2 separate regions of the Mus musculus genome follow, and region 1 is linked to region 2. The links are chromatin loops, found by intact Hi-C in ENCODE. Cell type or tissue: left cerebral cortex. All regions are shown on one strand. Each heading gives the region's core, and the rest is flanking DNA. Links, peaks and the distances in the headings are about the cores only.

What was found. A loop is a pair of places that touch in the nucleus more often than their neighbours do. Peaks named below come from ENCODE experiments on the same cell type or tissue, not always from the same donor. Only the 100,000 strongest peaks of a DNase experiment are listed, where the experiment ranks them.
Region 1: it touches region 2 in a loop (6-fold over the local background); 3 of 42 quality-filtered maps call a loop at or near these places.

What each region holds. Positions count from the first base shown.
Region 1 is chr3:138,617,715-138,633,964 of GRCm38, forward strand. No RefSeq gene overlaps it. Among named protein-coding and RNA genes, the nearest start is that of Mir1956, 99 kb to the left of the region's middle. In left cerebral cortex, for the core only: no CTCF peak of the experiment used is centred there; DNase peaks (open chromatin) are centred at 7,911 and 8,685; H3K27ac peaks cover 1,042 bases.
Region 2 is chr3:138,732,163-138,748,412 of GRCm38, forward strand. Tspan5 (tetraspanin 5) reads left to right here and starts at 10,046. Exons shown (of 8, transcript NM_019571.5): 1 at 10,046-10,498. The coding sequence starts at 10,418. In left cerebral cortex, for the core only: no CTCF peak of the experiment used is centred there; DNase peaks (open chromatin) are centred at 9,733, 10,032, 10,368 and 10,574; H3K4me3 peaks cover 1,415 bases; H3K27ac peaks cover 1,353 bases.

The DNA of each region.
Region 1 (16,250 bases), core at 6,877-9,376, 120 kb before region 2:
ACTGAGCCATCTCAGCAGCCCCCAAACTTAATGAGCATGTATTTTCCATCTTAAACTCTGTATGGGTTGTCTAATTTTATTATAAAAATAATCCTGTTCTGTGGTCCTACCAAGGTTCTCATTTTACAATGTGAAAATGTTAAGTTTCAGTTTCTCCGAAGTCATACACACCATAACGGTTGCCAGAAGCAGGATTCAAACCCAGGCATTGGCCCATGTTCCTTCCTATCACTAGAAAAACTTTAAAAGGTTAAAAAGAAACTAAAAACCACATGAAGTCACTATTAAAGTTAATTAAAGACAACAAAATAAAAATTATTACTGATATTGTTTGCTATATAGACCAGGCTAGCCTTGAACTCACAGAGATCCACCTGCTTGGAATGGCCACACTGACTTGGAAATCAGTCTCTGGACTAATCATTGTGCAAGTTAATCCAGCTTCCAGAAATCTTGATGAAGCTCACTCTCTCAGTTAGGGTTTTAATGCTGTGAAGAGACACCATGACCAAGGCAAGTCTTATAAAGGACAACATTTAATTGGGGCTGGCTTATGGGTTCAGAGGTTCAGTCCATTATCATCAAGGTGGGAGCATGGCAGCATCCAGGCAGGCATGGTGCAGGAGGAGCTGAGAGTTCTACATCTTCATCTGAAGGCTGCTATGAGACTCAATTCCAGGCAGCTAGGATGAGGGTCTTAAAGCCCACACCCACAGAGACACACCCACTCCAACAGGGCCACACCCTCTAATAGTGCCACTTCCTGAGCCAAGCATATACAAACCATCATACTCGCCCTATGTTGGTTGGATTTTTAAAGTTTTATTCCCAGCAGGAATTACAAAGTTCATAATTTTATGAATGAACATTGCCTCTTCATACTCCATAAAAGTTAAAATGAAATATATTGCTGAAAATGCCAAGTATGGATGAAGAGGTAGTGTGTCTGGGCTCTTACACGGTGAGAATACGATCCAATGCACTGGTTCTCCCCAAAGCATATTCATGTATAGTTCTGATAAGAACTGATTACTTTAATTTTCCAAATTATTATTTTATGAGAAGAAACACATGATCATCTTAGTGCCTAATTTTAAAGGCATTTGATAAAAATTCAATCCACCATGATGAAAATCTTTGAGCTAGTAGTAATAGAAGAAACCTTCATAACTCGATAGTTTCTATTAAAATTCACCCAAAACATCATATATGAGCACAAGGAATGAAAATAGTCCATTAAGTGGGACAAAATATCCACTATCACCATATCTATTTAATATAGAAGGGATACTTTTAGAATTTAATGTGAATTTGAAAGTATTAAGTTAGGGGGCTGGAGAAATGGCTCATCAGCTAAGAACACTAGCTGTTCTTAAGAAGACCTGGGTTCAGTTTTCAGCACCTACATAAAGCCTCATAACCATCCATAGACATTTATAAGGTCTCATACACATAAAGTGAATAAATCGTAAAAATACAGAAAGTTAAAAGTACCAGGCAAGGGCTGGAAGTGCAGCTCTGTGATAGAGTGCACGCCTAGATGTTTAAGGCCCTGGTTCGGAGTACTCTCCAGCCTCAGGAAACAAAACACAAACAAACAAACAAACAAAAAAGAAAAGAACAAGGTGAAAGGCGTGTGGATCATCAAGAAGTAAAACTGCCATTAAGATATTCTTAGGGGGCTGGAGAGATGGCTCAGTGGTTAAAGAGCACTGACAGCTCTTCCAGAGGTTCTGAGTGCAATTCCTGACAACCACATGGTGGCTCACAACCATCTGCAATGGAATCTGATACTCTCTTCTGGTGTCTGAAGAGAGCAACGGTGTACTCATATACATAAAATAAGTAAACAAGGCCGGAGCAAGTGGGACCGGAGTAAGTGGGGAGAGGGGATAAATACATACATAAATACAAATTAATTAATTAATTAATTAATTAATTAATTAATTAATTTAAAAAGGTATTATTATGACTTGTAAGACTTACTCTCCAGTACTCTACATAAAAAGTCCAAAATAATCTGTAGTCTATGAGAATTGCACTCCTATACAGTAGCAACAGATACATTAGAAACATAAGAAAAATTACTTTTCTTAATATCAACAAAATGCTATGTTACTTAAGCATAAATCTTTCAAAAGATGTACAGGTCTGGTTTGATAACAATTACAATGCTGTTGTAAAGAACTGGGACCTACGTAGGCTTTGGAATGGGGATGCTCATTGTCTGTAGGCTGTCAAAAGTCCCTAAGTTAGTAGCCTAGATCAATCCAACCCTGGTCAAACCTCTGCAGGGCTACCTTATCCCCTTTTGTTGAGAGGCTAACTGTAGCATGGAGACCTTAAAGGAAAAGGACCAAGAAGAACTAAGAAAAGCCAGGAAAACAAAAACAATAACAGCCAGATACTACACTGACATTGTCACTTACTGCACTCCAGTAACACCAACAGGGCAGTATTGTTGCACGTGTGGAGAAAAAGAACGCTGACCAGACCAGAGTACCAGCAACAGATCTGTCCCTAATTAAGAAAATGCCCTACAGCTACATCTTATAGCACATTTTCTTCAAAGAGATTTTCTCCTTTCAGATCACTCTAGCTTGTGTCAACTGACAAAAAAATTAGATAGTGAGACCTCCCAGAGTCAACAGTGTCTAGGCTTGTTACCAATAACAGTACTGGGGCTGGAGAGGTGGCTCAACAGGTAAGAGCACCGGCTGCCCTTCTGGAGGTCCTGAGTATAGATGGCTTACCACCATCCATAATGGGGTCTGATGCCCTCTTCTGGCACACAAGTGTACATGCAGATAGATAAGTAAATAAATAAAAATTTTAAAAAACAAAACAATAACCACCAAAAAAAAACCAGTAATAATACCAGCAGACCTAAGTTCTGATCGTGCCAAGCGTCCCACCTGCATCGTCCTCTCAGTCCCCACCATATTCAGCACCACTGTCATTCCGGTCATCCCTTCTTACAACTGAAGCCACCCGTGTCACTGCTTGATGTACTCAAGTCACAGAGCTAGAGAACACCTAGGCTCCCAGTTTCTGTGCCTTGGGGGTGACTCCTGGGGATGAAGGATAAAGGATGATGGGAGGGGCTCACCAGCCTTTCCAGGGTGGACACCTCCAGGGCCCCTGGTGAAGGAGAAACTGGGCATCTTTCTTTACTGGCACTACACCATGCAACTTTGCCTTATGGGAGAACTGCAGGCTCTCTTGGGTGTGTGGAGAAGTGGTCTGCTTCGATAGGGAGATGACAACAGATGCTTGGGGAGGGGACAGACAGGAGGGTCATCAGACAGAGACGTAAGCTCCAGGGAATGTGACAGACAGGTATTTCTCCTGAGGATAAAGGGACAAGACAAGCGTTGGCGGTGTGACTCGGGGATGAACTTCTGCTGACAAACCCTTCCGCAGCTGGCCTTTGCGGTTCCAAAAGGTGGTAATCACTGTCTCAGGCCAGGTTAGAATCCTAGCTCGGGCACTGCTGACTGAGCCTTGAGCCTCTCTGGGACTCAGTTTCCTTCTTTGTAAGAGGCTATGAGATTAGGCGAACTTGAAAGTGTCTGGTATTCTGACTTCTCTGTCAGGGTTTAGCATGTCCACACATGGGCCTGCTGATTTTAGAAGTGATTTTCAAACTCGGCTTTATGGAGACAGTTCAGAAATTTTCAAATGTTGGGGATCGGTTCTAATGCTTTGAATTAATCCGACCCCCCAAATCAGGGATCTGCGTGTCCAAACGCTGAAGGTCCTTGCCCACAATTGTTTTTTGATTGATCAATAAAAAGCCAATGGCTGGGCAGGCAGACTAAGGCAGGATCTTTGGATTTGTACTGGCTAGGAGCTAACTAGAAGAGAGGAAGGAGAGATCTACAGGATGGGAAAGAAGAAAGACCTAAAGACCTGCCGACATGTGAGAATCAGGGAAAGTGGCCATACAGGCCACATTTCCAATTGTGTTTGGGAAGCAGAGATGAAATATAGATTTTTTAAAAGATGTTAACTCAGGAGTACCTTAGGTGAAGCGTTTGCTAGCAGCAGGAAGGATTAGAACTGCCCAGCCTTTGAGCTAGTCAAGGCATTTAATATTAACTGGTGTGTGTGAGTGTGTGTGTATGAGTGTGTATTTCATTCATGAATCCAGATAGCTCCTGGGAGGGTGTGGTGAGCATACAAAACCTGCCAGGAGCAAAGAGGTTTAGCAAAACTACAAAGTGCCATTCACTGAGGGTGATGCCTCTGCATTTACACGCTGGTACTTGAAATGAGGTTCCATCTGAAAATAAAGAGTTCTATTGCTGTGCGCTTTGAAAACCATAAAACCACGTGACAGAAACCCAGTTTGTTTTTGCTTTTGTTTTGTTTTGTCTTGTTTTGTTTTTGGTTTGTTGAGACAGAGTCTCTCTATGTAGCTCTACCTGTCTGGGAACTCACTATGTCAGAGGTTCTTAATGCTGCGACCCTTTCATGCAGTTCCTGATTGTTGGGGCCTGGGATTAGCCACATCCTGACCACTCAGACGCCAATCTCAGATGCGATGAAAATTTATCAAACGCTTATTAAGACTGAACAATCAGGACCACCAAAAGGACCCAAGAGCCTAAATGTACCTGTTCTTTTGTAGAAAAAAACAAAAACATGTTCAAAAATGTGAAAGCAAGCTGTGAAGTGGTGCCACATTCCTGCCTAACCAGACAGAGCATTATCAGCTATCCTTTGAGCTGATTGGTCCCTGGGAAGTAAGAGGGAGGCATACAGGTAGTGAACTGGGAGCTCCAGCATATTGAGATAACAGAGTACAAGGGATTCCACCATAACTCTTTGGCTCATTAGTAACATTTCCCAGTGTGAGTTAAAGATAACTCCTAAAAAGTGGATGACCTTAATCTCACCTTGTAAGCAACATGGAGGTGACTGACATACAAAATGGCTACAGCTATGTCAGGACCATATCACTCACGTTGATTTGGTCAACAAGACAATTACTTTCAGTGTTATTTGTAACCGTGATTTTGCTACTGTTATGAACTATATGTAAACATCTGTGTTTCCTGATGGTCTTAGGCAAGCCCCGTGAAAGGGTCATTCAATCTCTAAGGGGTCAAGGTCTTGACCCACAGGTTGAGAACCGCTGCTGCGTAGACTAGATTGGCCTCAAACTCACAAGTGGTCTGCCTGACTCTGCTTCCAGAGTGCTGGGATTAAAGTCAGGTGCCACTGCAGGCCAGCTAGAAAACTCTTAAGATAAGATGAATTTAAAGACTTAAAGGAATGACATTAAAATTCAGGAGTTTTACACTGAACAGATGGTATGCCCCCTCCATGCTACTGGGGACCTTTCTTCTGTCCACTCTGGGGCAAGCTTTGTGGACCGCCCAACTCAATGGATATCATCTATCTGGGAGAGACTGTTTACAAGTAAAGGCTCTGTGGAAGCCACTGGCTAACCAACAGGATTGTCATCCAAGACTAGCATTCTCTTAAGCATCATCACCACACTGCTGGTGATACAATCGGTTTCAGGACAGCTTGTGAAAAATGAAATAACACAGCATCAAATGTAGTGCAGTGGTTTTAAGACACATTTTCAGTTTAGGAGATTACAGTGTGGAGAAAGATGGATCAGGAACCAAGCATTGACAAGGAGCCTTCCTTGCTGGAGTCCCTGCTGGGCAGTAAGAGGCCAGGGACTGTTTTCTGGAAAATTTTCCCTGGGACCCAGTCATCAATTTGGGTCCTGGCCAACAGCCCCCAGTCCTGAGGAAGTTTATTATGCCCTTGTGAGAGTGAGTTTTGTTTGCAGATGGGAGGCTGCAAATGAGTTGTGTCACCCAATTAAGGGAAACAAGGCTCTCAATGACTCATTTTGATATTTTCTTTTTCTTTCTTTCTTTCTTTCTTTCTTTCTTTCTTTCTTTCTTTCTTTCTTTCTTTCTTTCTTTCCTTCCTTCCTTCCTTCCTTCCTTCCTTCCTTCCTTCCTTCCTTCCTTCCTTTCTTTCTTTCTTTCTTTCTTTCTTTCTTTCTTTCTTTCTTTCTTTCTTTCTTTCTTTCTTTCTTTCTTTCTTTCTTTTTGTTTTTTGCTTGCACTGTGTATCCCTGGCTGTCCTGGAACTCACTCTGTAGACCAGGGCAGCCTTTAACTCAGAGATCTGCCTACCTCTGCCTCCCAGTGCTGAGATTAAAGGTGTGCAAAATCATGCCTGGGCCATTTTGGTATTTTTATCTCTCTCCTTGCAAATTAACTGATCCTGTATTAAGATTTTTTTTCTACAACTTGCTCAAAGAATAGGTATTCATAGTCATTCTTTTTTTTTACCAGCCAGGAGTATCTGCTATTCCTGTAGTTGGTCAATGACACATTCAAAGGCAGGAAAACAGTAAATTAATATCGGTTAGTTTCTTCCCTCCATTTACCCCCAAGGGCAGCTTCCAGATGGATTCTTTGTTAGTCTGTATGGGAAAGGTGGAAGGAGAGCTCACAGCCATGCAGCTAGTGTCTAGAACCATTCCTTTCTGTCCCCAGGCCACCTCCACAGTCTCCACTGCAACGGGACTTTATTTGGTGTGAGCAACGGAAGAACAACTCACAGTGGTTAAAACCACAAAGAGAACCAGCAGACAGAGAAAAGCTGCCAAAGCAGGTCCCAAGCTGACCAAGCACAGGGCTCTTCTCAATCTGTCCTTGGCCATCTTCTGCACTGCAAAAAGCAAACCACAAAACAATTCAAAGACAACATGAACATTCTCTGCATCTATATTTAAATATATATATATATATATATATATATATATATATATATATATATATATATATACAAATCTTTGTGCATGTATGCGCGAGCACACACACACACACACACACACACACACACACACACTCACCCCAGCAGGAGCCAAAGGAGGGATGAAGCAGTGGACTGAACTTGAGCAAAGCATGACCCCTGATATATGTGGGTGAACACTTGATAAAGCATGGCGATTGGTATATGTGCATGAACATGTGATAATAAAACCCATTATTGTGTATACTAAGTAAGATATGAATAATCTTTAAAAGAGAAAAGGTAAACGTCTTTCTTAATCCCAAGAAAACTGCAAGATCAAAAGGCATCCTCTCCTGATAGAAACTGAAGAAGGAACTGAAAGACCCACAACGTGAGGACTCCCCCACGTTCTGACTCAGGAGGGGCGACACCCCAAAATCACCCACGAGAAACAGTCTTGCTGCAAATTGCAAGAGGATTTTTATTCAAGAGCGCTCTCGGGCCCACGGTCATACACCACGCAGGGGTAGAGGACCGTGGCGCCCCGAGTAGCTGAGTAAGGGGGTATTTAAAGGAGAAAAACCACAACTCAAGGAGGTGGGAAGGGCGTTGTTGGAAAATACCAAAAATACCAGATAAGAGTCACAAGGAAGTACAAAGTCACAGGTGTCACAAGGAATACCTGGTAATTGTTAACTCTCAAGACAGTTTCTAAGAGCCCCTAACAATAGCACATTTGCATTGCAGCTTCCGGTAATGGACAGGGTGACTTTCTTTGAATGAATACTCCTTGAACTCAGGAAGTGGGTGGGTGGAGGAATGTCACTATCTGTTTTATGATTAGCATACCTTGGAGCACTGAGTTTACTACTCTTTCAGAACCTCATCTCTTTAAATGAGCTATAGCGATTTCCCTAGAACTCTACTGTGCTACAGGATTCTATATTATTTCATTTGCTAAAACTGGGTCACTTTGTGATGATATGAGATTATTGATTAGCTTAGTCTGACAAGCTTGATCTGATTCCATTAACAAACAAGCCACAGCAAAGACTAGGAACCTGACAAAACGGGTCCGAGATGGGAGGGTTCAGTTAGCAACCAGCAATGTCTGCTTATAGTCTCGAGCCAGTGAGATTCTGACCTGGGCTGATAGGGCATTCTTCAGTCCCAGGTAAGCTAGGAACGTTAGGGTCAGGAGCTCTTGCAGAAGCTTCATCGTACACTAAGCAAGCTTATTAAGAAGTACAACAGCTATAGACAGTGTGCAGGGGGAAAACTGAACAGCGCCAACAGAAACCTGTCACACAATGGGACAAAGTCAGCAGGAAGCTAATCAGGCAGTGTCACACAAGGAACACAGGACATCCCAAATGCATCTCACAGAATACACAGCAGCCTTGGGAATGGTACCTATAGCTCCTTAGGGTGGACTAGGCTTACAAAAAGATCGAAATGCTCAGCAATCAAGCTCTGCATGTCATGACTTTTTCTTGTAGAGAAGTCTCTGGCTAGGGATGTAGCTAGAGTGCTTCTCTAGCAGGGACGAAATTCTGGGTTCAATCCCCTATCCCACCCTGGAAAATTAGTCAGTCAAACTATCAACAAGTCCCCATGCTGCTATCTGTCTCTAACAACTCTTAATAGATTACCCTCAGTTCCTAGGATCATTGATTTCAGCCCAGAAGCGATAGCCGAATGCTACACCATCTCTTGTTAGCATCATATAGAATATTTCAACAACTCATTTGAAACCAGAGCTGTCTCCGATAACCAAACATTCCCAGCTCATCTGTTATGCTTCTAAAATTATTACGAGTGCCTCTTCTCTCTCTTAGAAGTGTCCTTGATCCATCACTCAAGGATTGCCTTAATCCTTCCTGGCACCCACAGTGTTATATAAAGTAGACATGCTTCCCTATATAGCTTATGAGAATATGTCTGAATAAATTACATTTCTATATGTGGTTTCCTATGGGCCTTTTTTCCTGTGGATATATTAGTCACTGCTCACTCCCCTACCCTGCATCAGGCTGCTGTGGCACGAATCTTAAATGTACCCCAACACTCGGTTGTTGAATGTTGGAGGTGTCATGCTATTGGGAGGTGGTGGGAAGTTGTGTCATTGGAAACATGCCCTTGAAGGAGATGCTGTGACCCTACATCTCGTCTCTTTTATTCTTTGCTTTTCTCTCACCATGAGGTGAGCAGTTTCCTCTGACAAGCCCCTCTTCTCCACCCCACCTTTGATGTTCTGCCTCACCACAGTCTAGTAGATACCTGTGCAGAGTGGACCATAGCCATGGAAAGTGAGCAAAACTAAATCCTTCTCTTAAGCTGATTTCCCCCCAAGGACTTGCTAAAGTAACTGAATACAGATTAATACATAGGCATGAAACATAGTGTCATCATTAGCACATGCGATCACACTTAATAATTTCCGTTATTCCTATTTAACCCTAAATCAAGACCAGCAGAGTCAATGATAAATGATAATGCTCTGTACATGAAGGAGTGTTAGAGCCCAATATTGAGTAGCAAATTCTTTTGTTATTATAACCCCCTTCCTGGATGTCCATATCTGTTAGCAATGGCCCAAATGCACCTCCAGGACCATGTCACTTCTCACAGAAGAACCAATAACCACAGCAAAATGTTTCCTCTTTAGTATCACAGGGTTCCAACAGTGAGAGTGACAAGTGCCATCCAGCACTTCTCCCTTAGAAGTAGACAGCATGCATGTCCGTAGGGGCCTCCTAGTCATCATACCAGGGGGTCCATCCAACCTAAAGAGCATCCACCACGAATGTGTGACAACGTTTCTACAGCAGAGAATATACTATGGCTGCATTTGATAAAAGGATACTTAATAACTCAGTGTTTGCTTTCAAGCACAATATTTTAGTATCTAAAAAAAGTATCATAAACTTGGCAGTAGTATTGCCTAGATTTAATATTGCAACAAAGAATGAAACTATAAATGATGTCTTAGCAATGTTGGTGTCTGACAAAATACATTGTTCCCTCCAAAAAGTCATTATTTAGAACTTGTGTTAAAAAAGATCTTCATGAGAGCTGGGGTGGTGGTGCAAGCCTTTAATCCTAGCACTTGGGAGGCAGAGGCAGGTAGATCTCTGTGAATCTGAGGCCAGCCTGGTCTACAGAGTGAGTTCCAGGGCAGCCAAGGCTATATAGAGAGACCCTGTCTTGAAAAACAAAACAAAACAAACTCCAAATGAACGAACAAACAAACAAACAAACAAATCCCAAAACCTTCATTAGTTTTTTTTATTTGAAAATTACAAGGAAGCTCTGCTAACTTCATATAACTTCTGGGCAAAAAAAAAAAAGGAAAACCTGGTATCAAAGAATAAATAGTTGTATAGACACTTTATTGTTCCCGAACAACTGGAATAAGTACTTTCATCCCGTATGCCTCCCTTTTGCATTTTCTCTGGCTCACATGTATGAAAGGACCTTATTTGCATATCATCTTGAACCAGCACATACAGATTCTTGATCTGTTTGCTCTGTTTTTGATCACTGCCTAAACACATTTTTCAGAATGGTCATATTTATGACATATTTTATAATTATTTTTCTTTAGGAAAGTGATTTTGGTCACTTTGATTCTGGTCAATTTTATCAATGGGAGGAATGTACAAACAAGTGATGACGTGTTAGACGGGAGCTGCCTTGTTTAATAAAGAATCTTTACTGGACAGGCTCGAGCAAGGATTTGGCTTTAAGGCTGTAATAGCATTTCTGTGAAAATGACAATGATATTTCAAATGTGTAAAACACGTTTATTGAACCCAAGTCTTTTTGCTGTCTTTTGGGGAGCTGCCAGGGACTAAGATGAGAGCAGGCACACCACGCATGGGCTCACTGTCAGTATTCTTAGGGTAGGACTCTGAGTGGAGTTTGGTTTGTTGTCAACACAATTTCTAGTCATCAAAAAGGTACATGCTCCCCCCAAAATTCAAAAACTAAAATTTATTCTTGAGGGCATTATGCTAAAATAACACTTTAGCCCAGAGAAAACTCAGCTCTCAAGTGTAAACCTTCTTTTTTAAAGACCATCTAAGTTTCCTTGGTAACAACAGTGGTGTTTCTTAGTCCTTGTTGCCTGGAAGCTCTGTCCCGTGCATAAACAAAGGCAGCCCTACCAATCAGCCGTGTGGGTCACCACCACAAGGCCCAGGTAAAGCTCAGAACACCACAAAGTTGTTCTACACAGTAATGGCATTGGCTTCACAATAAATCAGTCTTATGAGATAAGCCTATTCATTTTTCTTCATTCAGGTAAGGACCCCTAAGAGAACATTTATTGAATTATCATTTTTCCCTTTACTTTGAACTTATGGCAGCGTCTGCTTTTCCCTCCATCTTGTTTACCCCATCAGTTAGGTCTTTGGAAAAGATTCTGGATAGGACTAAAAAGCCAAGACTTAAAAGAATTGTATGCTTTTTGTTTGCTTGTATTTTGAGACAGAGTCTCACTATGTAGTCGGAGTTCATCTTAATCTCCTGATCCTGTCATCTCTGTAATCTCATGATCCTGTCATCTTTGTCTTCTCGGTTACAGTATTACAGGCGTAGGTTACAATGTAACCTATGAATTGGTAAGGCTTGGGTCTTTTGCTGGTATCACAGCATAGGTATAGATTTTAGATGTACTCTTCAAGTAGTTTTGAGAACTGTATCTTGAAATGTAAGGTATTTATATAAACTTTTAAATTATAATTACTATATTTTTGATATGAAATGCCCTCACTTAAGTCATTTAATACACGGTCATATTTTTGGTTCTTAAATAGCATATTAAGAATGTAGCTGAAGAGAAATGCACTGAACTAGAAGGTGTTTGAAAGTTGCCTGGATTATGTGCATATATTCAGAAGTGAATGGTTAGGGACTAAGGATATGGGGTTGTGCATTCATAACATATAAAGAACTCTTTTTTAAGATTTATTTATTTATTTTATGTATATGAGTACACTGTAACTGTACAGATGGTTGTGAGCCTTCATGTGGTTGTTGGAAAATGAATTTTAGGACCTATGCTCACTCCAGTCAACCCTGCTCACTAAGGCCCAAAGATTTATTTATTATTATACCTAAGTACACTTGTAGCTGTCTTTAGATGTGCCAGAAGAGGGCATCAGATCTCATTACGGGTGGTTGTGAGCCACCATGTGGTTTCTGGGATTTGAACTCAGGACCTTCAGAAGAGCAATCAGTGCTCTTAACCACTGAGGTCTTGCCAGCCCTGTAAAGAACTCTTGAAACAGTTAAAAAAACACAACCTGCTTTAAAAATGGGAAAATAATTTTAAAACACATTTTTCTGAAGGTGACATACAAATGTCCAGTAAGGGTTGGGGTTTGCAGTGTTACACACTGCCTATAACCCCAGTATTTGGGAGGTAGAAAGAGGCAGGAGGATCACAATTTAAGGTCAGCTTTAGCCACATACATTGAAGTCAGTGTAGGTTACACAAGGCCCCGTTTCATTAAACAAATGAGCAAATGGTATATGAGAAAGTACTCAATGAAGTTTGACCCTTAGAGAAACACACATTAAAATGGCAGTAAGATGCATCTCATTACCCACTGGATTATTATAATAAAAATGTAGAGGGATTGAAGGTTTCGTCCATTGCTAGGGAGACCGAACATGGTGCAGCTGCAGAGAGAGTAACCTGACAGGGGCTTAAAAAGTTAAACATGGAGTTACCATTGGCCTGTGTGTGCATCTGAGACAAATGGAAACGTAAGTCCCGGCCAAAGCTTGTATGTGAGCATTTATAACAGCAATATTCGAGAGAGCCAGAAAGGTGAGTGATGGATGGATAAAGGAGAAGCCATGATCCGTATCACGGGGTGGCACGTGGCAGGAAAGGGTGTGAAGCGCTGGCAGATGCTGTGACCTGGGTGTGCCCCACCCCCACACGCAGCTGTGGGAAGCCAGCCACAACTGACCCACACTTCGTGGTTCCATTCACATGCAACACTCAGAACACGCAAGGCTACAGAGCCGGAAAGTAGATCACTGTCTCTCCAATGTCACAAAGAGTAAGGAGAGAGAGGGTGGAAGCACTAACGAGTCGGAGTTTATAGTTGAATGAAACAAATATTGTATAACTAGGTTGTGATAGAACTTTGAGAATGTACTTACATATGAAGGAGCTGTAAGTTTTTACACGTGCGAATTACATACATACCAGGAAGTCTGTCTCAAAATGTGATAGACAAAATATTAAAAGAAATCTAAACATGGTTTCTTTTCCTCTAGGTAATAAAGGACTCCTTAAATGGGCTCCCATGTTACAAATAACAAAGGAAGTTACTGGTTAAAAAAAAATTGTACTAACTGTCATAATTAGTGATTTCTTTCTTTCTTTCTTTCTTTCTTTTTTTTTTTTTTTTGAGACAGGATTTCTCTGTGTAGCCCTGGCTGTCCTGGAACTCACCCTGTAGACCAGGCTCGCCTTGATCTCAGAAATCCACCTGCCTCTGCCTCCCAAGAGCTGGGATTAAAGGTGTGTGCCACCATGCCTGGCTTAGTGATTTCTACCTACTGAAGAATACCATAAGGAAGTTGAAAGGAGAAGCCAGTCTTGTTATATTTGCAAGCCAGTCTTGTTATATCTGTCTAGTCATAGCAAAGTGCATTGTATTCTAGTCACAATGCACTGTCCTTCTCAAGCCAACTGGTGGCTTTGTGGGGAGGGGTTGGGTCTGGTCAGTGATCCTGAGCTGCAGTGTGACCAGGCAGGTGCTCAGCAAGAAGGTGCAGAGGAGTAATATTGGCACCTTGTTCCCAGGTGTTAGAGCAAGATGACTTGCTGAAGTAAATTTTTCTCAACCAGGAAGCTCTTCTGACCTCAGGGCCTGTCTGTGGTCCAGAGGGCTGTCAATGCTGTCTCACTGAACCTCCCACAGGGAGCAGGGAGCCTCTAACAGATTCATTGTGCCCAGGACCATTTGTACACCTAGCAGGACTATGAAGAAGTTACGGTCACTTCACTGTCTTGTCAAGACCTTGTCAGTTTTTAAGGTTTTTTGGCACCTGTAGACATATCTCATGGCATGGTGACTTCACTCTCAGCTTTGTCCTCAACACACACCCAGAACTGGTACAAGTTGTAGAGTGTGCACCAGGAGGTAAAACATCTATGTCAGGATTATCTGTGAAGCTTAAATGTTAGAAACCACCATAGCGCCCAGTGGGTGAAAAAGAGATACTTTTTAACCAACACTGTGGTACATACATCCAGCCATAAGAGGGATTTGCTTTACAAATATCCTGATAAAAAGAATGCATCTGGCAATATATACATGGAATTCCAATTCTTATAAAAAAAGATATTTATTGTTAATGAATATATATGCTATGAAAGTAAAGATAAACCAGAAAGAGTTAATAACAAAAGTTAGCATAGCAAGCTAACCACCTCTCTCTTTCTCTCTCTCTCTCCCTCTCCCCCTCTCTTTCTTTCTTTCTTTCTTTCTTTCTTTCTTTCTTTCTTTCTTTCTTTCTTTCTTTCTTTCTTTCTTTCTTTCTGAGTTAACTGCTGGCAGGTATACTGGAAACATGGGCAATTGGTTTTGTTTTACCTTGTAGATTATCAGAAGAATTTATTTCATTCTCATTTATATTGCTTATGTTCTTCCTAAAGTGTTTTATGTCCAAATTCTTCCTTATCTCTCCCCCAGCCACCCCACCTTTTTGATTTCTTGAAATAGGGTCTCACTCTATAGCCCAGTCTGGCCTCAAATTTACAACATGCTTCCTGCTTTCAGCCGCAAGTGTCAGACTACAGGGGTGAGCCACCACGACTGTGAAAGATCTCCTTTTTATAAGGACATCAACCATATTGGCAGAGAACCTTCACTTTTTTTTTTTTTAATCCTGATAACCTTGTAAAGACTGTTCCCAAGCAAGGGTGCATTCTATCCCCTTAAAGTTACTGGAGATTAAGAATTTAGTATAACATTTTTTTTGGAGGGGGGAGTAAAACTCAAGCCATAACAATGTTGTGTTTGTTTTAATTGTGTTGACTTTGAGATTTCTTTTGGGGCTCTGGAGTAGATGGCTTGAAGCCTGAATCTGTCTGGCAGTGGACAGGCACGGAGGACTCAAGTGTTCAGGTGACATCCGTGAGGACAGAGATGGTAACTGAGTGTTTGGGGTAGGTAGAAGAAGATCTGGGAACAGGAGGGACAAACCCACCAAGGAGACTCCCAAAAGAGGCGCGTTCTAGAAGAAAAAGGGAATGAGCTATGTGAGAGAAACTTTAGACAGCTGATGACTGAAGTGGGCTTTGGAATGTAGTAGAGGATCGGAAGGAGTGACATGGGTGGAGGCTAGATCAACCTACGCAGAAGATGAAGTAGCCAGGAGCCTGCAGAACACCCTTCAAAATCTTGAATGACAAAGGGAAAATTATAGTTGTGAAGTGGAGGCCACAGTGGGGTCCAGAGAAGTGGTTACCTTGATTACGTTTAAGATGGGCGTGGTTAGGGCATGTTAAACTGATGATTCCGAAGCTTTGGGAGAGATGGGGTTGAAGATAGAAAAGGACAGTTATTGATTATGGCTGTGAACAAACGAAGGGACTAGGAAGAGAGAGTCTCTTCCCTTCAAAGGAGGGAACAGGAGAGTGGGCGGGGCTTTCACCATGCTGCCCACGGCAACCGAAGGTTGGGATAGACCCCTCGCATGGTTTTCTCTGTGTTCTGAGAGTAAGCGAAAACCCAAAGGGCTCAAGGACCAAGAGAAGGTTTGAAGGAGGAGTCATATCCAGCAGAATTGTGGGCTGATAGACAAACATCACACTGGGCCGGAAAGATGGCTCAGCGGGTAAAGGGGCTTGACACCAAGGCTGCCAGCCTGAACTTAACTCCCAGGACCTACACGCTGGAAGGAGAGAAGCAACTCTCCTAAGTTATGCTCTGACCACCACACATGAGCTGTGGCATGTATACACCCAACCTTCCCTCACCAAGATAGGTAAATACATAATAAAAAGTTTTAAAAAGCAGAATATTGATTCTGGGGTTATAGAGGACCTAACGATGACAGTGTTTTGGCCCAGTAAGACTAACTTACAACCTCCAGTTCTCAGCAGCTGAATGCAGTAAGCCTTATTTCATAATCACATTTCAGTCTAACGAGGATGGACATGGAATAGGCAATCCCTTGACACCCAGGACCCTAACTCCTGTCTAATAGTTCTTTCACCTTCTAGAGCTATAGAGTATTTTCTTGTACCCAGAAAGAATGTGGAAAAGGAGAGGTCATGCAGAGGCTATTATGGGAAGATTTAAGGACCAAGCCTGGTGGTGGGTGATATAATTTCTGCTATATATCATAAACCAAAGTTTAGTTCCAAAGCCCCTGTTGACTGCAGGAGTGACTTGGATATATGAAGCTTGTTAGAGTTTAAAAAAGAAAAAAGCCATCAGAAA
Region 2 (16,250 bases), core at 8,346-10,845:
GACACACAGACTTACACAAACACACATACAGACATACACAGAGACACACAGATACATACACAGACATACAGACACACACACAGAGACAAACAGACTTACACAGACACACATACAGACATACACAGACACACACACACAGACACACAGACTTACATAGACACACATACAGACATACACAGACACACACACAGACACACATACACAATATTTTTTTAAAAGCTGTAAAAATTTCATTCCTTGTTAAGGTGGAAATACTGTATACTTAACATACTAAGTGTCGTTGCTGGTATAGTGTGCTTTTTATTGCTATGCTAAATGCTGTGATTTAAAAAGTAAAAAAGGGCCAAAAGGGTTTATTTTAGCTTACAGGTCTCAACCCATCACCAAGCCCAGGGAAGAGCTAAACCAGAATCAAAGACCATGAGTGCTACTTATTGGCTTTCTTCCAGACCTAGGTCCAGCGACTATTCTTCACAGTCCAGACCTATCTGCCTACAGGTGGTATTGTCCACAATAGCCTGGACCCTCCTATATCATCTGGCTATCAGGAAAAAAAAAGTGTCCCACAGATATGTACATAGGTCAATTTGTCAGTTGATGGTTCCTCTTCACAGCAACTTTGTGGCACATTGACATTAAAACTAACCATCATACATGGAATGGTAATTTTACTATAAATGTATGCAGAAAATTAACACAGTAGCTGTTTGTCTTAGCTAGTTCTCCAATAATGACACAGAGAGACCAAGATTTATTTTCCAACTTAAAGTACAATAACTAGGCATTATAATTCTATTCTAATTCTCTAATCTAATATGGTTACCGACCAGCCAAAATCCTCAAGACACTTGCATTTTTGTATTGGTCTGGCCATTTGGGCCTCAGGTGTGTTCTGCCTTGATGTCTTCTGGTCCCCTTCCTCATGGGGACTCTTCTTTTCCTCTCTTTCTCTCCCTTTTCCCCTGGCTGGTGGAAATCCCGCCTCATGCTCTCCATTGCCTAGTTATTGGCTTTTCCAGCATTTACTGACAAGGCAGAGAATAAATGAAGAACATTGTTTCCACGAACTTGAGACAGGAGATTCTTGACATAAGCATTACAATGTCGTATCCGGATTGCAACCAGATGAGAGAGCAGAGAAATCAGCATTTGAACAACACAAGGATAACCTCCACATGGTGCACAAAAACATTATGCCTACACATATAAGATTATATGACATATAATTTTGTTATGTGATAATATTTAACATTTTATTTACCTATTGATAACCAGTTGGTTTCTACCCTTTGACCCATGGCCAGAGATCAACACTGAAGTCGAGTGTTGGTTTATTTCTTATCCTCAGTTCTTTGAGGTGTGCACAGGACTGGAATTTCTGGACTTATGGGCACTGAACGGTTTCCCAGAGCAGCTACAACCCCACTAGGTTGTAAATGTAGAAATTAAATCTCATCCTTTCAGTCTTGACCTTGTTCAAATCAACAACTCGGAGGTAAGATAGTCTTGATTAATGTATTCTTGTTCCTGGTAGGTGTATTCAGTAAATGCTATAAGGAGAGAGAAAAAGGGGGGTGGGGGAGGGGAAGGAAGAAAAACAGAATTAGGTGTGTGTGTGTATGTTTTAAAATAACTCCATCATGAACATTAACCACATGCATCTTGCATGCTTCATTTAATCTATTCTGACCCATGTTTTTACTTTTATTGCCTCCAGTTACTGACTTAATCAGAAACCCTGGATACATGTTTGCTTGTTTATTTGTTTCCATGTGTGGGGATGGTGGAACAGAATCTGACTATATAGCTCAGGCCGGAATCTAATTTTTAACCCCCCCCCCCCACACACACACACATATGAGTACTGGGATTACAGCCATGCATCACTAGACCAGGCTGGGCACAAGAATATGCTGTAGATTAATTAATTAATTGTGGATAATAAAACCTGAATAAACTTCTGATGTATCTGCTGATCCCATTCCTGTTTCTTGATACCAAGTACAGTCACATTGGAAAGTGATGTACCACAGAAGGAGAGTTTTGTTTTCAAAAAGCACACAAAGATTTTTGTTTATTCTTATTTTATATGGGTGTTTGCATGGTCGTGAACCACACGTGTATAGTGCCCAGAGAGGCCAGATGAGGACATCTAATCTGGAACTGTAGTCAGAGGCCCTTGTTAGCTGTCATGTAGGAGAGGAGCTAGGAACTGAACTTGGGTTCTCTGCAAGAGCAGCAGGTGCTTTTAATCACTGAGCAATATCTGCAGCCCCAGAAAGAAAGGTTTTAGAGGTAAAGAAAAAAAATCAATGTTAATAGAGGAAATTACTGGATACAATTAGCATGCCCAGAGTTAAATGGAACAGGATACTGAAAGAGTTGGATTCTATTTAACCTGGGAAAGTGTTAGTGATGGGTAGGAAGGAGGAGTTTGTGGTGGGGAATGGCATTTCAAAGCTATTTGGAAGTTGGAATGAGGTTGGAAATAAAGGGCATATGCAAGCAGTTTGCCTTTAATGAATGAAGCCAACTGAGAAAGAAGCCATTCACTCCAGGATATACTGGGCAATGAGGGCTGGTTCTGGATTGAAAATCATAGTCTCAAAAAGAAACTGGAAGTGGCCCCCAATCTGATGAAGGGTTTCTCTGCTCTGTTTTGGGCACTGACAAATGGAAGATTTAACGAACAAGACTTTTCTCTGCACAATAAGATCAAGAATATTATTTACTAATGGGAAAAAATATGCGAAAACATACATAATAGTTTTCTTTGTACAGTTTCCATGAAGGAACCTTTAAAGGTGTCTTCTAAATATTAGATAATGAGGATATACTGTTTTTCTCTGTAAGGCGAAGCTTTTAAAGATCATGTTGTATTGATTAGAATGTTTTGGACTAAGCTGCAGAAAGAGCCTTTAACTAAATCAGTCCACTGGAAAGAAACAGGTTAGCTTATGGAAGCAGCCGCCAGGAAGGGAACCAGAACAGGGCTGATAGAGGCAGAGGGTGGCCTCAGGCTTGTCTTCAGGTGCCAATGTGCCTGGTGGGTCCCTCGCCCTGCTAAGTGTCAGGAAGCTGTTTCTAAAGCCAGGAGAAACCGAGGAACTGTTACTAAAGGAAAATGGAATGGTGTGTGTGTGTGTGTGTGTGTGTGTGTGTGTGTGTTTTGTATTTTGATTTTATTACCAAATTGTAATATTTCTTTCATTTTATTTTCATGTGTGCCCTTATATGTGTGCACATCTATGTCATGGCTCCAGAGCAAAGGCAAGAAGATGACTGTGGGCGTGACTACTTTCCTTACATCCTGTGGTCCTGGGGACTGAATTCAGATAGTCAGGCCTGTTTTTCAAGTATCCCCACCTGTTGAACCAGCTCACCAGCCCAAGTTATAATGATTTTAAAGTGTAACAATCATGCCATCTATAGGATTGCTTAATCACGTTTCCCTCCTTTTATCTTCCTCTTGGGATCCTGAAAACACATCTTATTTCATAGGTATGGATGGGACAAGGAACCAGAGGGCCATCGTGGTGGAATAAATCTTGAGGATTTTGTTTACTTTGCAATGGAAAAGAAGTACAGTATTCATGAACATGGCCAAAGTGGTGTTTAATTTTATTGCGTTTGAGGTGGGGTGACGGCGGTTTTGATCACAGCTCTTTGCTTAGCAAATTTGAGATGCTCACTACAAAGTATCTAAAGCCAGGGTGAGATGTGAAGAGTTTGTAAATCTCAGGCCTGGAGCCCTGTTGCAAAGTCTTAGAGATGGCACTCTTCCAGAGAACAAAGCCTGTGTGGCATGTGGCGTGTGGCTGCCCACGCTGTGGGAGGTACCTTGTTTTCTCCTCATTTAGAGCCCTTCTTTCTGCAGCAGAGGCTCTGGTTCCCTTGCACAAAATCCTGGAAACATTGTTTCCACCTGAACTGCAGTCAGGGATACCCTTGAGTTAGAATCCCAGCTGAGAGAGAGAGAAACCTGGGGTTGACCTAGTTTTCATTCATCCTGGTTAGTTGCTGTGAGGGTCCACATACAGTCCTTGGGCGTGAAACTCTGAGAGAAAGGAGTGGGTGTGAGCTGTTAGGTCCCCTGAGAAGTTCCCTGTGTATGCTGAACAGACACAGAAACTGGGGTGAGAAAGCATGGAGATGGTGCTGTGAGAGAAATATGGGAGGACTTCGGTGGAGAGTCTAGAAGATGAATCTAGAAGATTCTAAAAGATATATAAGAAACTGACCTAGTTGGGTTTCTCTGTTGCTGTGACAATGCACTGACCAAAAAACCAACTTAAGGGAGAAAAGAAAATTTAAGGGGTTGTTTCATTTTATAATTCCAAGGTCATACAGAGTCTATCACCTAAGGAAGTGGAAGTCAGAGGCGAGAGGAGCTCAAGGCAAGAACCTGGGGCCAGGAACTGAAGCAGAGACCACGGAGAAGTGCTCACTGGCTTGCCCTCCCCCCCGCCCCCAGTTACCCCACCTGCTTTCTTAAAGCACCCAGAACCACCTGCCCTTTACACCACCTACAGTTGGCCAGGTTTCCCACATCGATCATTCATCAAGAAAGTGTCCCCACAAACACTCCCGTAGACCAGTTTGACAGAGACAATTCCTCAACTGAAGTTGTTCCCAGTCTGTGTCAAGCTGACAGAACCTAATCAGCACTGGAACTCAAGAGGAAAATGGTCAAGTCAAGGGGCTTTCTTTCATATGTGTAGAAATGTCACCTTCTCTCCAAGTGTCAAAACTAAAAAAGTGATGACATGGGTAGAGTGTCCTTCAGGATTGGGTAGATCAGCCATGCACTGTAGTGTGACAGCCTAGATTCCTTCATTTTTCCTCTCTGTTGTCCTTAGTGTGGTTTTTATTACCAGGGACCTGCTGTCACATGCAGCATAGTGGAGTTCAAGGGCAATGGGATGTCATTTCTTAAATACAGGAAGATTCCCCCCAAATTCTCCTTACATGGCAGAGAGAAAAAAAAAAAAAAAAAAAAAAGGAGGCCTCTGCACCTGCAAACGCCGGTTCTGGGTAAAAGAAGGCAATATAGCAGGCCATTAGCAGCATGGGCTACAAAGTAGACAATGGGAAATTCAGAGCTTAGGGAAATACAGAGGCCTCAGGGAAGGAGTCAGAGTGGAGGGAGGGCTGAAGATAGGGCAGGAAGACTGAAACAAGATGGAAGGCAGGCGGGCAAGCTGCTAAATGCAGGGTCTGCCACTGCCGTATCTTGCTGTTCATCAACGCAACTGTTAGAACATGCTTTACCTGTTTGCACTGCCACTTAAAAAACCCATTAGCTCTTTAGTAATTAAACTTATTAAGCAGCTTTCAACCTCAGAATTATAAATGAGATGGTTGTAGCAAAATCCCCCACAGATCTCTTTTCGCCTCAAAGTAAGTCAGACTTTATTGGATTGTGATAAAGCTGTATGAGATATGACTGAGATATGACTGCCTTTTGATGTATGTCTTTAGTTATAATTTGCTAATTATCATATATATATGTATATATATATAAAATTGGACATCAGAAACACGAAAACAAAATAGCCTACAATTCCACAGTCATGGTGGGTGTCACTGTGTGTGGAGGCTCCTTGTGATGGCATTGTGTTTGGGAGGGAAAGGATGTGCCCAGTTCTATCGTAGTCAAAAGGGAAATGGTTATCTCGTGGAGTGGGGCATATATCTGGATGACTAGGTGGACACCTCATTATTTTGCTGAGGATATTTTAAATTGTAAGTTTGTTCCTTCTTGTGACTAGCCATTAGTGTAAGATGTCATGAGCGACTCCGTTTCAGACCTGATGCTCTGTGCCTGCTCATTAAGGAAGATGTGGAATTCTCTGCCCACCGTGTCGTGTTGGGATTTCTTCAGGCCACTGCAGCTTGGCTTGCTATACTTAACTCATTCTGGAGAGAGTTTCTGCTCAGAGGCAGCGGTGGCCTTAGTCAGAGTGGATGACCTGCTCAGAGGCAAACATAGCCTCACTCTGAGCACTCTTAGGGTAGAACAGCTCCACACAGCCAGCCACCAGGCAGAACTGTGTCCCATACCCAATCCCTACTATTTCTCAGGAAAAGACTCTTAACATTTTATATATGATTGCGATTCATCTTGTAGAGCATATCATATATATGGTGCAAGAATATGATAAACAAAATATCACTTATGTGACAAGATTTGGAAAAGAAATACTTGTGCACAGATGAGCAGGTCTCACTCTCACTGGTATTTTTGAGTCTCCTGGTTTACATCTACTATCATACTTTCTTTTATTTTCTACCATAGATAGTGTGTTGGTTGGTTTTCGTCAACTTGGGAAGAGGGAATCTCACCTGAGGATTGCCTGTATCAGATTGGCCTGTAGGCAAGTCTGTGGAGCATTTTCTTGATTAATGATTGATGTTCAGATGACCATGGTGGTACCACCCCTGGGCAGTGGTTGACAACTGGGTGTGTAAGACAACTGACTAAGTAGACCATGGGGAGCAAGCCAGAACGAACACTCCTCTGTGGTCTCTGCTTCAGTTCCTGTCTCCAGGTTTCTACCTTGGCTTCCTTCAGTGACGGACTGTAACCTGTAAGTCAAATAAACCCCTTTTCCCCACAGTTGCTTTTCGGTCACGGTGTTTTATCACAGCAATAGAAAGCAAACTACGATCTCTTACTCAGCAAGGAAATATGTGTACACGTACACTTTTGCCAACAGAGTTGTCTTTCTACAACATGGTAACCCACTGTCTATGTTGCTGTGCCCCTTGCATTTTGTCATTTAACAATAGTACTTGAAGATAATTCCATATACTACGCCTTTAAACTTTATAATTTGCCAATAATTGGCATGCTCTGTATAAGCATCATCCTTAATGGCTATAAAACTTGAGCGAATGATTCATTCAATCTTTTAATAAATGTTTACCAGCCACCTGCAGAGCCCAGGTGATTCTGAGATAAGAAGAGATAAACCGCACCCTTAAAAGAGTGGAGAAGCAGCAGGTAAACAAGTAACTACACGTTGTTGCTAAGTGTCAGGATAGGAAAAAGCCTCCAAGATGTTACACAAAGGTGTGGAAGGGTAAGAGAGGCAAGTCAGAGACAAAAGACAAACAGAGGACTCTAGGCAGAGACCAGAGGCATGAGCAGAGGCACAGATGTGGGGAAGATGGCTGTAGTCAGGTGACCGTAAGGAGCTGGGTACAGCCCCACCTACTTGATCTATCAACTTGTGGTCAAGTGTTCAGTATAAATAATGCTACCACATAGAACTTGCAGTATATAGCCTTTCCCATATCTCAGAGTATTTCTTTGGCTACATTCCCAGACACGGGGCTGCTGAGTCAAAATGTGATAGTTTGACCTGAGACATAGAGCCAAAATGCTTTCCAAATGGACCATATCTCTCATACATTGTACGTGCATAGGCCTTGCAATACATTGCAATGCTATGGGTAAGCCAGCACTCCTATGATTAGCAGAAAGTAAAATTACTCCAAGTATGTTAATTTAGATGCCTTAAAAAGATGTGTTTTGTTATTCATTTATTGTTTTGAGACAGGGATTCTTTGTGTAGCCATGGCTAGCCTCAAACTCAAGAGATTCCCCGTGCTTCAAAGGCATGTGTCACCACTGCCCAGCATCAAGGAATATTTCTGTCAAGAAGTTTAACAAATATTCTACATTCTGCATTGCTTAAAAATATGCTGAAAGCATTAATCTTCACAAAAGTAACACTGGCTATCTGAAGTGATAGGGGACTATTCAACTAGTGTTTTGTTTTTGTTTTTGTTTTGTTTTGTTTTTTAGCCATTCTCCAAAATTGCTGATGAGCGATCTGAATTGCACCTTCTCCATTGATCTTCTCTTGTTCTGAGATAGGATCTCAGGCCTCCCACTGTAGTCCAGAATTTAATATGTAACCAAGGATGACTTTGAACCCCTGACACTCCTGCCCCCACCTCCCAAGTGCTGGCAATACAGACACACAGCACCATGGGCTATTGATGTTCAAGATTTTATTTTGAGAGATGTTTTAGGTTTATGGTGCAGGAGGAGGAAAACGTCATACTATGGCATTTCTGTTATATGACATGTCCCCAAAGGCAAAACTATGGAAATATAAAACATCAGTGGCTTGAGTGGGGGAGGGGAATGGGAAATGTCTAGGCAGAACCCAGAAGGTTTTTAGGACAGAGAAAATGCATGGTATGATGCTCTAATGAGAGATGCATGTCATTAGACGTTCATTTAAGCTACGGATAAGCAGCACCAAAGGTGGACCCTAGTTGAGCTCTGGACTTTGAGTGATAATTATGAGTCAGAGAAGGTTCATCAATTGCAGCAAATGAGTCACGTTGGTGGGGAGTGGTGGTGAAAGGAGAAACCATGTCTGTGTGAGAGCAAGGGTACTTGGGTATCACTTAAGGATAAGGCTAAGCCATCAATTGGATTTAATTCTAGTCCTTTTTTGAAAGGTGCCATATAGTGTAAGAGAGACCTCTGCTCTGACTTTTCCTGTGTTCTGCAGCAGTGGATCTATTTATATACAGAAAGCATCACAGCAGCACGTGTAGGCTTAGGTAAAGCTTGTCAGGTCACTCCTGTTAATAAGGAGCCCGATGGGGGCCATTGCTTGGGCTGGGTGGAGGGAGCTAGGGTGATTTCATCCACTGCTTGCCAGAGACATGGTATGGAGTGAGTAGTGTTCCTGGCCCTCCTGCCTTTTGGGTACCCGGATTCGCAACTGTGATTGTAACATAGCCTCCTGAAAGCCAGGTCCATCTAGAAAGAGGTTACTGCAGGTAAAAAGGAAACTTCTTGCCTTATCAGAGCTTGACTGCAGGTTGCAGATTTTGAGCAAAAGGCAGAGGAAGTTACTCAGCAAAATCCTAGGCAGAAGACTTTGAGACCTCAAGTTCTCCACCGCCACCCTGATGGCATCATCTGCAGAGCCTCTTAAACATGCAAAGTTCTGGGCCCAGACTCACTGGCTGGTTCTGGAAATTCTTATCTTTTTCTACCATGGATGTCTAAAGACTAAAGTCAGTTCCCCTAGATGTTGCCACACACTTCTAAGCTGCCCTTTCTTCTCATCCCACAAAACCCTGGCATCTGTTTCCCTGCCCGTGTGCCAAGTGCCTGAAGAGTGTACATAGACAACTGCCGGGTACCTGCTCACCCGTGCTTCTCAAAGTTTCCACTCTCCAGTTCTGTCCTCTCCCAGAGGTCAGGAGTGCCCTGCATCTATAAACCCAACTGGGATTTCCCAGAGGGAGACAGTCCTGTATGTAACTCCTGCATCGCTTCCTGAGCTAGGAGGCAGGTGTGTTCCTTTGAGAATGTTTCATCAAAGGTGAGAAAAATTTCGTGGTGTGGAAGTGGACCTGGGTCAGGACGCCTCTGGGCCAGCTTCTCTTGCTCGCCTCCACTTGCAGGATGATTCGTTTCTTTGGCCGTTGGGAAGAGTGGATTAGTCAGAGAGATAGAGTATCCTTTGAGATACCCACTCCTCCATTCTCTCCTCTTTAATGGCCTAGATCCCTCTTGAACATCTCAACGAAGCCCGCCTGTTCTGCTGTTGGGTGGCAAGGAAGGTGTCTGCTCTTCCTCATAGCAATGCAGGAGGAGGTCGGTGTGATTAGGTGGCAAGGGGACCGTGTGTATGTGTGTGTGTGTGTGTGTGTGTGTGTTGGGAGGAGGGCGCTCACCCAGCCCTCGCTCCCCGAAGCCACCCTCTTTTTCAGGGTCCCTCCGGAGCTGCTGGTGGCCAAGAGAAGGACCCGCAGCTCATCCACGGGGGTCCGGTCCCTCTGCCCTGGCTGCTTTAGGTCTGTGAGCTACGGGGTGTTCCCTCGTCTCTCTCGGCGGCAAGGGGCTCGGGAAGAAGGGTCGGGGAGAAAGGAGGCGAAGAAACAGAGAGACACGCGGACCGCGACAGAGGTGGCGCGGCTGCGTCGTGCGGCTGCCTCTCGGGAGCTCCCGAGCACGAGTCGAGCGCGCGCGCGCCTCGCCGACCCAGGCGCCGGGCGGAGCTGCGGGCCGGGGCGGGCGGAGCGAGCGGCGGGAGGAGCGAGCGGTGGGAGGCGCGCGAGCGGGCGGCGGGCAGCGTCTCCGCCGGCATCTGCGCGGCCGCCTCTGCCCGGAGCCCGGGGACCGAGCGCCGGACCCGCCGCCTGGCGCACCGACGCGGAGCTCCCGCTTTGTGCTCCGTGCCGGTTCGAGGAGGCTTCCCGGAGGCTGCGGCCACCGCGCCCCGGCGGCCTCGGAGGCCCGCGGCTGGAGGTGCCGGAGCTGCTCGGTCCGCGCGGCTGAGCCCCGCGTGCCCCACTGCTCGCCGGGCTGCTCCGAGCCGGGGTGCTCCGGGGCTCCAAACTCGGGCTGGCGGGGCAAGTGTCTTCATGAACCCAGAGGATGTCCGGGAAGCACTACAAGGGTCCTGAAGTCAGTTGTTGCATCAAATACTTCATTTTTGGCTTCAATGTCATATTTTGGGTAAGTTGGAGCGCTCCTGGGTTTCCAAGTGCTGTGGCGGATGGGTGGGCGACGGTCCCCCGCCGTGGTCGCTGCTTTACTTTTCGCCGCCCCCGGAGCTCCTGCCCCAGTCGCGGCGAGAGGCGTCTACCTTCCGCCTTCCCGGCTCGAGCGCGGGGGAGAGAAACACTTCATCCTTTCCAGGACTCGGAGGAGGTGAAAAGAGGAACCAAGCCGGGCAGGGGGCAGCCAGGCCTCGGGGTGGCTTTTTTCTTTCTTTTCTTTCTTTCTTTCTTTTTTTTTTAAGGGGGTGGGGGGGGCGCGAAAAGCTGGGGTACAAATGGGAGGACGGCTCGGCAGTTTGAGAAACGAGGGAGCACACGGATTAGATTTGCTTCCCGTGGGATCTGGATGTTGGGCAGAGCGTGGTGTCATAATGGGGCAGGCTAATCGGGCAGAGCCGACCCCGAGATCCACCTTCCAGCGCCGATCTGATTGGCCGAGGGCTTGGCTCGGTGTTGCCGCGGCTGGTCTGTGCCGTGCTCAGCGTGTATCTCCTTGCACCATCTCCGGCTTTGTGTAGGATGCAGATGCCGTGGTGTGTGGCTCTGTAATGTGCACGTAAATAACACGTCCTGCATGCTCCTCTCCGGCAGTAAAGCGCTCCCTTTGCATAATGGACTGGCCAAGTGGGCGTGCAGGGTGGAGGGATTTATTTCTCTGTGTATCCTTGTGGAATAACTAGTCATCAGTCAACATATGTTTCGGTGTGCGCGTGCCTCGCGTCTTCCCCTTTTAAAGGGGTGACACACAGGTTTTCGGAACCCTTGGAGACATGCAAAGGAGAAGGTGTGTAAGACCTGTTTTGCTGGCAGAGCAGGTGAGCCGCGGCTTGCAAACCGGCTCCCAACCGTGCTCTGCGTGACACTCCCTCGTGCCGGGTGCCTATTGTAATCAGGCTGGGACCCTACTCTTTTGTTGTGATTCTTTTCTGAGACCTTCCAAACGTGTTCAGCAACCAGACAAAGAGTTCTCTAGGACAAGAGGGGAAATGGTTTGTTGGTTGGTTGGTTGGTTGGCATTGGTTGGCAGACCGTGTTATTTTTCAGCCCACCTATTTCCATCCGGGGTCGCCTTCCTCCCTGGCACCTCTCTCTCCATGGGAGGGAAAGATGGTGGCGGACCATAGGGATATCCCCAAGTTTCTGCGAGGTAAACAATGATCCAGTGGTCTGAATCCAGGACATTTTAATTTGGACTCCCCTTAATTGTGGCTGTTTGCTGTAGACATAAACATCTGTGAGAATAGTTGTAGTTATGCTGATCTTCTGCCCACCCCCTCACTTACCAGCTTATTTTATTTTCTCTCAGAGTAGCTATGTGTGTTTTGTGAAAGGAAAGGAAATGGACTTTGTGTCAGCATGTCATCTGTCCTCAGGACTGGACCAGATTGATGAGGGAGTGTGGGAACAAATACCATATACAGCCATTCACGAGTAGTTTTGTTTTTTTTTCTGTCAGTGATAATATATGGTTTCTGGGAGCAACTCCCCACCCCTGCCCCCCTGCTGCAAACAGAGCAAGAGGAAATGCGTTTCTTTCTTTCCTTCTTTTTTTTTTTTTTTTTTCTTCTCTCCTGGACCCTTTCTGGAAATGTTTAAAAGTGGTGGCTAGGCATGCTTCCCATTGAAGTATTCTGATTGCCTTGAACTATGAGAGGCAAGAGAGGCAAGGGCCGTCACATGGGGCTGCAGGGGTGGTTCACCCGGGCCTCTTCTTTCTGCTCCAACACTTCCAAAAGTTGCACATTTCAGCTACCAGGCAACAAAAAGCACCCACGGGCTTTCTCTGCAGTTTCAGAGCGGGGAGTGAGAGGGAAATAAAAAGGAATGGGGAAATGTTTCCCTGGCAGTTTGGTGTAATTTTGTAGCGAGCACAAAGGCAAATTTAGCCCTGTGTCTGGATTAGGCTGCAGCAAACCCCCTGGACTGTGGAGAGCTTCAACAAAATTGCAGATTGCCTGCATGGAGAGTTTCAGAATAGGACCCACATCTTGTCTGATTTTTGAAGTATTACTGTGGGAGGGCAGTAGGTAGGCTTGTGGCAAGTCAGAGAACGGTCTGAGGCCCTGAAACTGAAGGAGCTGCCCTGGGCAGCATTGTTAAGTAGGTGTCTACTTCAGAGAGTCATTTGCTCTCCCTGTCCTTCCAGTGCAGAGGGCCACCTCTAGTTCGTTTTCTATACTGCTCCTGTCTCCAAATGACCTCATATTTAAATGTCCTATTTTATCAGGGCCAGTGGGCTCTAGCAGAAATTAGCAGGAAAACATCCACGTTATCATTAAAAGGAATACACACCAAAATATTAGTGACCGGAGATCTGGCAGCAGCTGCCAAAAACATGCACACTTCTGTCTTCGGCCACCAACCTGCCCGTGACTGTCCAAGATAGCAGAGTCAACACTTCAGTTCAGTTGTACGGTTCTGACGGAGGAATTGGTAACAGAGACCATGGGCTCCCGGTCTTTCATCTTCACATTGACGTGCAGAACTAAATTCGAAATTCATTGAAGACATTTGAACGTAATAGTTCTTGTAAAATAAGAGGGAGCGCACAGTGGCAGCTGTGACAGCTCGGATCTCTTGCTAATCAGCACTCTGTCTGTGTTAGTCAGTTATCTGCCCTGGGCCTTCCTTACTCAGCTATTCGAATGAAGAATTTGGTTGAATTGTGAGGTTTTTCTCTGTCTCTAACAAAGACTTTGTTGAGTTCTAGTACGCCAGCCAGGCAAGATCGAGTCTCAGGGATGAGCAGTAGGCTCTAATGATGGACTGGAGACTTGCCTATAGTTATAGATGGTCCTTTAGTAGACATGCTCACGGACTAATTTGTTTTTCATTCTCTCCTCAATGATCTTTTTTCACTTAAAGAAAGAAACAAAACAACAAACCTTTCACTGAATTTTCCTTGCTTGTTGAGTTATTGGTATGGCACGCATATTTCCCTATCTCTCCCCTGAATCTCAAGTGTGACGCTCTGAGTCATTAGCTGTATTTTTATTATTAGAATCACAGCTTCATGTGGAGGATCCTAATTCTTTTATATAACAGCAGTGCTGATATTGTGAGTAAGAAAGTCAACATCTTGTACAGATTCCTTTCTTGTGAGTTAGCACAGGGCGGTGGGGGGGAAAGCCTTGTTTTTCTTGCTCTATATTGGAAGAACTCAAGCCAGCAGGAATTGATTTTATTGAGGGTGTCACCAGAGGAAGACATGTATCAGAAACACTGAGTTGTCTTTGGGGCGGAGGAGAGAAGAGAAGAAGGTTTGTTTTAAGGTCAGTCCTTTGGGGAGTTAATTTCTCTGTCCTGTCACTGACCGTTTATAGATGTTTTGTTCTGGTTCTTGACACTTAACTGTTTCTCAGAAAGTGAACGTCAACATCCTGGCTACTTATTGCTGCACAGCAAGCTCCCAAACTTTAGAATTTCAAAACGAAACCTCATCATGATAGTTCATAATTCTGTGATTTGACTCCTCGGGGGGCTACTTCTAATGTGGGACCTCCGTGCAGTTGCTGGGAGTTTCTTGCTGTCTCCTTTGGGTGGGGGAACCCCGGGCTGGTGGTCACCTGTGATTGGTGATGCTTACCCATGGCTCAGTGTCGCTGTCAGCTGTGGCACAGAAGGTGGATTTTTCTGAGGTTCGAAGCAGCTTCCAAGCAGTTTAACTGTACTGTCACTTGGCACATTTAGTCTAAGTCCTCATGGAGTCTGCTCAATTGAAGGTTCCATCTTTGGATAGGGAAGTGTCAGGGTCACTTTGTAGAAGGTTATGTGGTGGGCTGGCTAGTTTTATATCCACTTGACACAAGCTACAGTTATCTTAAAGGAGAGCATCTCAACTGAAGAAATGCCCCCATAAGGGCCGGCTGGAGGGCATTTTCTTAATTAGTGATTGATATGGGAGGGACCAGCCCCACTGTGGGTGGTGCTGTTCTTGGGCTAGTGGTCCTGGGTGCTATACGAATCAGGTTGAGCAAGCCATGATGAGCAAGTCATAGTTTCTGTATCAGCTCCCGCCTCCAGGTTCCTGCCCTGCTTGAGTTCCTGTCTTCACTGCTTTGATGAACGGTTTATGTAACTGCAAGATAAGTAAATTCTTCTCTTCTACCCCTGGTTGCTTTTGGTCATGGTGTTTTATCACAGCAATAGTAACCCTAAGGCATGCGGATTTCAGCCGTCATTGGAAAATGATTTCTTAGAAACCATTGATGCGCTGGTCAGCAGAAGCCTCGAGTTGGATGGTGGGACCACTTGATATTTTGTTCTCTGTGCTGTCCCAGGACTAGAACAGCTGTTGGCTGAAGCCAGATGTCTCTTTGGTGTGTTTTCAGATATTGCTTTGTGTTGCAGGTTGGAGGTTTATCCAGAGTAAATGGCGGAATGTTGTATATGCTTTGTTCCCACAGGCCAAGAGGAGGGAGATTCAAGGAATCTTGGGTGGTGGGGTGGGGCGCCAAGTAGGATGTCTTATCTTATGATTCAGTATAAATTTCTAGATGTTCTGGAATGATGGTACATGAGCCGTTTATAAGTCATAATTTTTGTTTTAATTTGCTAGACATCTGTTAGCTTCGATGGCAACCATATGGGAGTCTAAATTGCCTTTTGAATTTCAGGGAGAGGGTTGGAAGAAAGCTAAATGTGGCTATGGAAGTGTCAGGTAGGGAATGTGTGCAGACCTCAGAGGGGAGAGTCACGATGCACCCAGTGTCTTGCCTCTTCCAGCAGTTCACTGTGGGGCTGATGCGTTCTCAATGGACGATGCTCTTGAAGGTTGAAATGGAGCCAGTAGCAAAAGTCGGAAAACCAGATAACATTCCGCCCTGCATAGAAGTTATGAAAAGGGTGAAATAAACACTTCTGCAGTGGGACTTGGAGTAATCTGAGGGACATTTTATATGCTTTTAAAAATCAGAATTTAATTGGGATGCCAGATTTCTAGCAACTTGCATCTTTAGTTTCCCAAATAATCTGGAAGTTAGCATTTGATAAATGATTTTTTTAAGAAAAAAAAAAAAAAAAAGAAGTTGCATTTGGGAGCTCATTTAGTTGGATCTCTCTGTCCCAACATTCAGATTGGCATGCCTTTCCATACAACAGGGGAAAGCAATGTGTTCTTTTGATTTCTACATGGGGCCTTGCTCTTTAACCCAGTGTGGTCTCTAATTTTGGCTCCTGTGCTACTCCTCCATCTCTCACTAGCGGCTGAGGCTTTTTAGCTATAATCTGCTGTGCCTAGAACCGTGTGTGTTTTCAAAAACCCCACAGCTTTACCATTGTGATGTCCTTTTTAAAAGCCTGTAAAAGTATCTGACAAAGACCTATGGTGATATTTTTGTGACCAGTAAAAGAAATTGGAGCACAGAGATGTGAAATGGCTCTCGTGGTGTTGGAGCGCTTGCAGGTTCGCTTGGGGAGTGTTAAGTCGACGCTGTAGCTAGAGCCCCAGTTTCTCAGACTGAAACTTATTTTAGAAGATGCTTGTTATTCTAAAATTAAACATCAAGTAAGTCATTTGCATCTGTTCATAATTGAAAAGTGATAAAGTTTTTGCATATGCCACAATTAACACCACCCACAAGCACCCACAAAAAAAGTTTAGGATGAAATGTTCTTAAAGAGAATGCTAGGATATAATAAATTATTATGTAGTCTGTTGAAAAATTCATAAATGACAATTAGAGTATTAATGAGGGTATTTTTTTTTT